2 separate regions of the Homo sapiens genome follow, and region 1 is linked to region 2. Evidence: chromatin contacts called from ENCODE Hi-C or POLR2A ChIA-PET data. All regions are on one chromosome and are shown on one strand. Each heading gives the region's core, a stretch centred on a gene start or an enhancer-like site at or near the end of the contact. The rest is flanking DNA. Distances are from core to core; before and after follow the strand shown.

The links. Hi-C counts contacts between places; a loop is a spot of excess contacts on that map. ChIA-PET counts read pairs that join two places held with the same protein, here RNA polymerase II (POLR2A). Pooled maps may share reads with other maps.
Region 1: a map of gastrocnemius medialis shows a loop between it and region 2 (7-fold over the local background). The contact joins two enhancer-like sites. A Hi-C loop is called at or near these places in 11 of 168 maps with a recorded cell type or tissue (DLD1, HCT116, Right ventricle myocardium inferior and 8 more) and 10 of 50 pooled maps. POLR2A ChIA-PET finds 5 or more read pairs at or near these places in 2 of 52 experiments (AG04450 and Panc1).

Annotation. Positions count from the first base shown.
Region 1 is chr9:81,611,923-81,615,864 of GRCh38, forward strand. TLE1 (TLE family member 1, transcriptional corepressor) reads right to left here. Exons shown (of 20, transcript NM_005077.5): 12 at 1,455-1,599; 13 at 1-37. Among named protein-coding and RNA genes, the nearest start is that of TLE1, 76 kb to the right of the region's middle. Within about 2 kb of position 1,714, at least 17 of the 41 ENCODE cell types and tissues checked have a DNase peak (open chromatin) inside an H3K27ac peak, as active enhancers do; they include gastrocnemius medialis, where a contact is called at or near this core.
Region 2 is chr9:81,556,315-81,560,296 of GRCh38, forward strand. No RefSeq gene overlaps it. Among named protein-coding and RNA genes, the nearest start is that of TLE1, 130 kb to the right of the region's middle. Within about 2 kb of position 2,342, at least 10 of the 41 ENCODE cell types and tissues checked have a DNase peak (open chromatin) inside an H3K27ac peak, as active enhancers do; they include gastrocnemius medialis, where a contact is called at or near this core.

The DNA.
Region 1 (3,942 bases), core at 464-2,963, 55 kb after region 2:
GGGCCGGGCACTGCCAGGGGTGTCCTCAAGCCAGCTGCTGAAAGGAAACACAAGCCGCACATCATTCAACTGACCCACTCCATCAAACCTGACCAGCAAGTCTGGCCTCATCATTTGTTAGTGTCACTCATGGGGAGAGAGAAAGAGGTAAGGCTTCTAGGGGAGGGGGAAAATCACCTCCAATTTATACACTGGATCCCTCCTTCCCCAGAGCGAATGCATCTCCAGGAAAGAAAAGACTCCAGGGGAAGCACAACCCACACATTTTCTCATTTGTGTAAATGGCAGCACCAGGAAGCCAGGGGAATTAAGAGTATTCCCTACCCAATTTACAGAGGGCAAACCAAGGCACAGGCACCAAGTGTTTACCTGACTTAATCTCAAAAGAAGATTTTCTCGATAAAATCCAAGATTTCTCTTTCAGTCCGAACTTTCCATTCCCTGGTACCAATTCCAAATGAAAATCCAATCCTGGATTTACGTAAACCAAAGCACGGGTTTAGGAGGAATATTCTGTTGCCTATTTTCCTTTGGGCCCAGGTTGTTGCTTTTTTCCTTTCCCACTGGGGAATATCAGGTTGCAAATTATGAGTTTTTTAAGGGCTGGAGTCGCAGAGAAACCCTCCTAATTTCTACTGCAGGAGAGACCACTGATTCCTGAAGCCTCCCCTAGCAGAAAACCAGCAAACTATAGTCTGCAAGGAGCACGGTTGGGCCAGCCAAACCGCTGTTTCAGCCAGTATTAGCAAAGTCAGACGCACAATGCTAGTTAGGTGGGGAGGCTTGTGTTCAAAATAATTATCAGAAACTTTACTGAAGTCCCTAGGATTTGAATTATTTAAAACTAAAAGAAGGCTGGGCAAGGTAGCTCACGCCTGTAATCCCAGCACTTTGGGAGGCCGAGATGGGCAGATCACCTGAGGTCAGGAGTTTGAGACCAGCCTGGCCAACATGGTGAAACCCCGTCTCTACTAAAAATACAAAAATTAGCCAGGCGTGGTGGCAGGCGCCTGTAATCCCAGCTCTTTAGGAGGCTCAGGCAAGAGAATCGCTTGAACCCAGGAGGCAGAGGTTGCAGTGAGCTGAGATCCCGCCATTGCATTCCAGCCTGGGGGGGACAAGAGCAAGACTTTCGTCTCAAAGCCCAGGAGGCAGAGGTTGCAGTGAGCTGAGATCACGCCATTGCATTCCAGCCTGGGGGGACAAGAGCGAGACTTCGTCTCAAGAAAAAAAGAAAAGCTGAATGTAAACAGTTGGAGACTGAACAGAGTGCAGCTGCTGAAACCCCAGGACAAACATCTGTTTCTTATCATGGCTTTTTCAGAGATAGGAAGGAGGGTGGCCCTACGTACATTTCATATTTGTAGGGCAATTGCGTCACAACATTAACAGACAACAAATCAAGCTGGGAATGGGAGAAACCAAACAAAGCACAACAAGAGGCGATGCTGTACCCGCTTGGTTAACGAGGGGGTCTATGGCTGGAGGCTTGCCGAGACCTGGACGGAGGCCTGGAGTGGCGCTGGTGCCCGGCGTTGGCATGTCGCTCCGAGGCGTTGGTGTGCTGGATTTCAGAACAGGCGTGCTGGCTTTTTCATGCTGGTGTCATTAAACAAATTAAATGAGTATTATTTTTAATCCAAGCCATATTACACAATTTATCACAACAGCAGCTGGGACACTGGGCACCTTCTAGCTACTCCCTCAGCCAATTTTCATAAATCCACACAATGTTGACAGCATTAACTTGTGAGCGAGAAATGTTGACCTTTCCTCTTCCTGCCAGAATTAAAACTCGAGCTAGAGACACAGAACATGATCACACTTCTTCCTCCGCAGATTTTATTTTAAAAGTATTTTCCATCAGCCTTGTGGACTTTGGGTCTACGCCAAGTTAGAAAGATGACCACCCAGAGAATATTTCCCAGGCACTCAGAAACACATGTCCTGGCCGCCAAGTCCAAGGAAGACCCCTTTTCTTTTCTTTTTTTTTTTTTTTTTTTGAGATGGAGTCTCACTCTGTCACCCAAGCTGGAGTGCAGTGGCGCAATCTCGGCCTACTACAAGCTCCGCCTCCCGGGTTCACGCCATTCTCCTGCCTCTGCCTCCTGAGTAGCTGGGACTACAGGTGCCCGCCACCATGCCCAGCTAATTTTTTTGTATTTTTAGTGGAGACGGGGTTTCACCATGTTAGCCAGGATGGTCTCGATCTCCTGACCTCGTGATCCACCCGCCTTGGCCTCCCAAAGTGCTGGGATTACAGGCCTGAGCCACCGCGCCAGGCCAGAAGACCCCTTTTCAAGTCTCCTTTTTAGGTAGCCCTGGGATTGAGACAAATGGTGAGAGAGAGTGGGGCCAGTATCTCAGAGACAAAAGCCCCAGGGCTAACCTTACCAATATGCCTAAAAAGAACAACACTTTGGAGTTAAGAGTCACTGCCCACTTGCCTACATAACCAAAGTGGACCCACCAGTGCAGATCAGAGACTGAACACCAGCAAGGGGCCTTTCGGAGACCAGACAGTAACAGGGTTACAGGGCACCTTCTCTGGCCTTTCAACCTTTCATGTGCTTTACAACACAGTCCAAGAACCACTACAGCGTGGCAAAGAGCACGGGCTAAAGAGAGCTCTTTCTGACCTTGGATCATGAGCCACGGCTGTGTAGCCTTGTTAAGTTATTCATCCCTCCCAACCGGTAAAATGGGATAATGCCTACCGGGACCAGGTAAGGATTAACTGAAGGGTTGTTATGAAATGTTATTGTTAAAAGATGATGCAGTCTACAAAGTTTGATTGAATGAGTGACCACATGAGTGGGTTCTGATGCACCAGTTCCTGGCTTCCCCTGGGGCCTCCTTTGTGCATCACTGATCTGACGAGCTCCATAATATCGGGGCATGCTCTATGACATGCCCCGATATTAAGGATCAGTCTACCAGGTAAATGACCAGCCTAAGAAAATGAAGACTTAAGAATCTCGGAAGTTTGAGGCCAGGTGCGGTGGCTCACACCTGTAATCCCAGCACTTTGGGAGGCCAAGGCAGGCAGATTGCCTGAGGTCAGGAGTTCAAGACCAGCATGGCCAACATGAAACCCTGTAATAAGCCAAGATTGCACCACTGCACTCCAGCCTGGGTGACAGAGTGAGACTCCATCTCAAAAAAAAAAAAAAAAAAAAAAAAAAAAAAAAAAAAAAAAGAAGAAGAAGAAGAAGGCAATGAACATGGATGCGTGTACACCCTCTCTAATGTATGGTGGTACCAGGCGTGGTGGTGAGTGCCTGTAATCCCAGCTACTGGGGAGGCTGAGGCAGGAGAATTGTTTGAACCTGGGAGGTGGAGGTTGCAGTGTGCCGAGATCACGCCACTGCACTCCAGCCTGGGCAACAGAGTGAGACTCCGTCTCAGAAAAAAAAAAAAAGAATCTCAGAAGTTTGAACCATTTGTCAACTGGGAAGTTTCAGAGAGCTGTGTGGCAAGAACATATCCCCCAAGTAAGACGGCAATGAGGCTGGGCTTGTAATCCCAACACTTTGGGAGGCTGAGGCGGGTGGATCAAAGAGGTCAGGAGTTCAAGACCAGCCTGACAAACATGGCAAAACCCCATCTCTACTAAAAATACAAAAAAAAAAAAAAAAAAATTAGCTGGGCATGGTCGCGCGCGCCTGTAATCCCAGCTACTCAGGGGGCAGAGGCAGGAGAATCGCTTGAACCCAGGAGGCAGAGGCTGCAGTGAGCTGAGACTGCACCACTGCACTCTAGCCTGGATGATGGAGTGAGACTCCGTCTCAAAAAAAAAAAAAAAAAGAAGAAGAAGAAGAAGAAGGCAATGAACACAGATGCGTGTACACCCTCTAATCATGGCCGAAAAGAGATGACTGAGGGGAAAAAGTAAACCCTGAATGGTGACAAAGAACAGAAGGATGAGTTTCACTATTAAAC
Region 2 (3,982 bases), core at 1,092-3,591:
AACAGAAAAGTGAACCCTATAGTTAATACCATTGGAAATAATATACAAAATGGCATCCTTTTGCCTTGAAAGAGTCAGAGGGCATCTCTGAGTGTTTTACTTGTTACTTCAAGAACAGGAATTAGGTCAGGGAGAATTTGGCTCATTAAATTTCCTTCAAAGATAAAGACAAGTTAAGGACTTGTCCAAGGTCACATAGCATTTCATATATTCCTCAATCTCAAAATTAAAAGAAAAACTTATGGACACATTTTCATGACCTTCATAAACTTAGATAACAAGAAGTGCAGACTCTATAACTTTTCTCAGGGCATGTAAGAACTAGGAATGAACAGCCGGGTGCAGTGGCTCATGCCTGGAATCCCAGCACTTTGGGAGGCCAAGGCAGGCGGACCACGAGGTCAGAAGATCAACACCACCCTGGCTAACACGGTGAAACCCCGTCTCTACTAAAAAATACAAAAAATTAGCTGGGCGTGGTGGCGGGCACCTGTAGTCCCAGCTACTCAGGAGGCTGAGGCAGGAGAATGGCGTGAACCCGGGAGGCGGAGCTTGCGGTGAGCCGAGATCACACCACTGCCTTCCAGCCTGGGCGACAGAGCAAGACTCCGTCTCAAAAAAAATAAAAATAAAAATAAAAATAAATACAATAAAATTTAAAAAAAGAACTAGGAGTGAACTTGTAGAGGTCATGATGAGACAAAAAAAAAGAACTTTCAGTTATGCTTACCCTTTAATACTAAATGCATATCAGTTACTAAATCTAAGAATATTTAGAAAGAAATGATATTGAATAAAATTAGCAAGGTTTGCAATTTTTCATGATATGAATAAATGAGATAGAATTAAAAATATTTCCTACTTAACACTGTCCAGTGGGAAAGAAAATTAGTTTATGCTTAGTATAAGGATACTTAAAATTTTACTATAATTCAGCCCTAAGGAATTTTTTAATTACCACAGTAATGAAAAATGTAAAATTACTACAAGCGTGTGTGCTGGGATCTTTCAACACCCACTCCTCAGCTTAAATCACTTGCCATTTTAATATCCAATTTCATAAATACAATATTTCCAAAATGTTTGGCCCTTCAGAACAAGGCAGGAGTGAATACATGATAACATCTAGCCATAACTTGCACTCAACAAGAAAAAAAAAAATGGCAATATCCATGGATTGTACAACTCCAACTGTGTTTAAATGCCAGCCAGTCATTTCTTCATCAGGAGCAGTGACAAAATCACAAATTCCATTGCTGCTCTGTCTTCAGAATTGGGTCCAACAAATCAGAAATAACAACCTCCACTAGTTTGTGTGGTCTGGCAAAAGATTAAGCCAAAAAAATTAAATATTTTCCCAATCAGCAAATGTTCCTATGAATGGATTGGCCAACAACCCCAAGTGCATTTCTTTGAATTATATCTTACATGCAATCCCATTTTTTCCAGTGATCCATTAGTTAACCAGAAATACTGTACATATTTTAATGGGTTAGGGGACCTTAAGGGAATTGATGCATCTCAAATGAATGCCTCAGGGGACTCTGGTTTATTACATAGAAGATAATTCTTTCCTGAAAAGGAGCAAGCTTCATTTGAAATTAAGATTTGGAGATCATAAATGGAATCAATTGAGCCAAGAAGTCTTTTGTAATGTATGGCCCATGGGAGACAAATAAGCCTTTGCAGCAGGTTATTCGAGTGGTGAGAGGAAAGGCTAGAGAGCGACACAAACCTCTTCTCCTACCTGCCTCTCATCAGAGCCTGTAAACACAACATTTTTTGAAGGAGACTTAAAGGATTTTCCTGGTCAATGTGCTGCACTAAGAAGTTCTTTCTTCAAAGGGGCAGAGAGGGAGAGAGAGACTGAGAGACAGAGAGAGAATGAATGTTGGTTGTGTTCCAGAATATCTTGACGCAGTTAACCACAAAATAAGTTATTAGCTTATTGTAAGTGCAGCCAGTTTTAAAGTAATGGAGTAATCCACTGTGGATTGCAGCAAGGAAGTGGAACAAAGGGTGTGAAATGAACAGATGGATTTGATTTTAAACAAATTAGGCCCATGACAAGGGATGTAACAAGTCATTTTTTAGTTTTCCATGCTATGGGTTAACTTTGCTTGTGACCTTTCCAGCCTGTGAGCTCATTATTCCTTTACCAGGAACTCAGACCTTTCTGGGAGAACAGCTTTCATGCTCTGCAATTGTAAACTACTGTCTCTTGCTTCTACTAAACTGATCAAACGAGGCACTACAGAGACTGCCAAGACAGAATGCATGATTACTTAATCTTCAAACTATTTGTTCTCTTAATCTCGTACTCATTCTTGGCCACGTTGATAAATACAAGAACAAATGTTCCGGAGGTGTCACACCTGTAACCCTGGGTTCTGAGAGCACTTGACAATCCCCTACTGGCATATCCATTCATGTGGCTGATACCTACTCCAGGCAGACTTGTGACATGGGCCATCTGTGTCCTTTCCACTCTTTCTTTAATCCCCCGTGTGCCTCCCTGTCCCAACTTCATGTGTTCAGTCACAGAAAACCACTGGAGATAGCCCTTCTGCAGTGAGGCACAGCCCTCCGCCAAGCCTGAACTCCCTCACAGGATCCACTGCCTCAAAACGTCTTACTGTCTTCTCACTGCCTCAGTAAAACCCTCTCTCCTTACTGCCAATGCCATCTAGAGCTTTGGACAGAATTGATAGGTGTATAGAAATTCACACTAAGGGGTGAATGATTGGCCCCTTGACCTAAATTACAAATCTCTTGACTCTTCCCTCTCCACAGAACCACTAGGGTGAACGGTCTAAAATGATGATTCCCTGTGACCCACAGAAAATGTGAAAGTTCCCAACTTTACTCCTCCTGGATCCTCACCCTATTCAACCCAGCTCTGCCCAGACATCAACCCTGCTTCTCTCTCTTCTTGTCCCAGAACCCAGACTGACATGATTACCTTTCTTCTAAATCTTCTTAATCTAGAACACACTTGCTCAGTCACAACTATTTAGCAAAATCTGAGGCCAAAATCTTAGTTCAAGCATTACCTCCTCTAGAAACTTCCCTGACTCACACCCACTCAAGCAAAGGTCGTGGCTTACTTTTGGTGTCAAAACCTTACCTAGTTCATGACAGCGACTCTCAGCAACATTCACTTGATTTCTGCAAATTCAGCCCTACCCAAATTGTTCCCTTAATTACCTCTAAAATGTGACTGACATGACACTTTTGTACGAACAAAAAAACAAGGTAATTCAGTGTGTGCGTAAATGCTATGCAATGAGAGTGTGTGGTAGAGAGACACCAACACAAAGAGGAGGCTTGCGATTTGTTCCTGTTCCCGGAATGAGGGATCCTGAAGCCATATCCTTCAGTCTTGTCCCCCAGTTAGATGCCAGGAGAAAGGCCTAAAGGGACTGAGGTGGGGGAGATGCTACAAGGATCCAGAGATTACATCAACCCTGACAGCCACTGGATGGACTGGCGAAGACTGCCTGCCGTTTACTTCTTGCAGATTTGCCCTCCAGATCCCTCTCCTCCCTACAGAGAAGGCTTTGTCAGCCTAGCTCTGAGTTTGTGGTCATGCAGAATCCAGAAAATGTGTGGCAGGAAGAGTATGAGACAGGCAACAGGAATGTGGAATGATAACTGCTTGCGGGATTGGTTCTCAGTTTCTTATTTCTGTGAAGAGAAGTAGCAGGGCAGAAAGAGCAAAACAAGAAGGTGAATGGGTCACAGGGAGTGAGGAGGGGGAGGGAAACTGAAAAGGTACAGGAGTCGGGTCTAAGAGATTCTTTAAGTTTAGCATGGGAGAGGTTTTGAGGCCCTTCAGGGGAGAAAAAAACTGAGCAACAGAGAAAGGGGTTGTTGGGAAGTGTTGCTGTGGATTTCACAAAAACATAAAAGTTGACTTCATTCAAAATGGTGGTTGGCCCTGGGGTGTGGGTATTGACTGACTGAGAAGGGGCACAAAGGA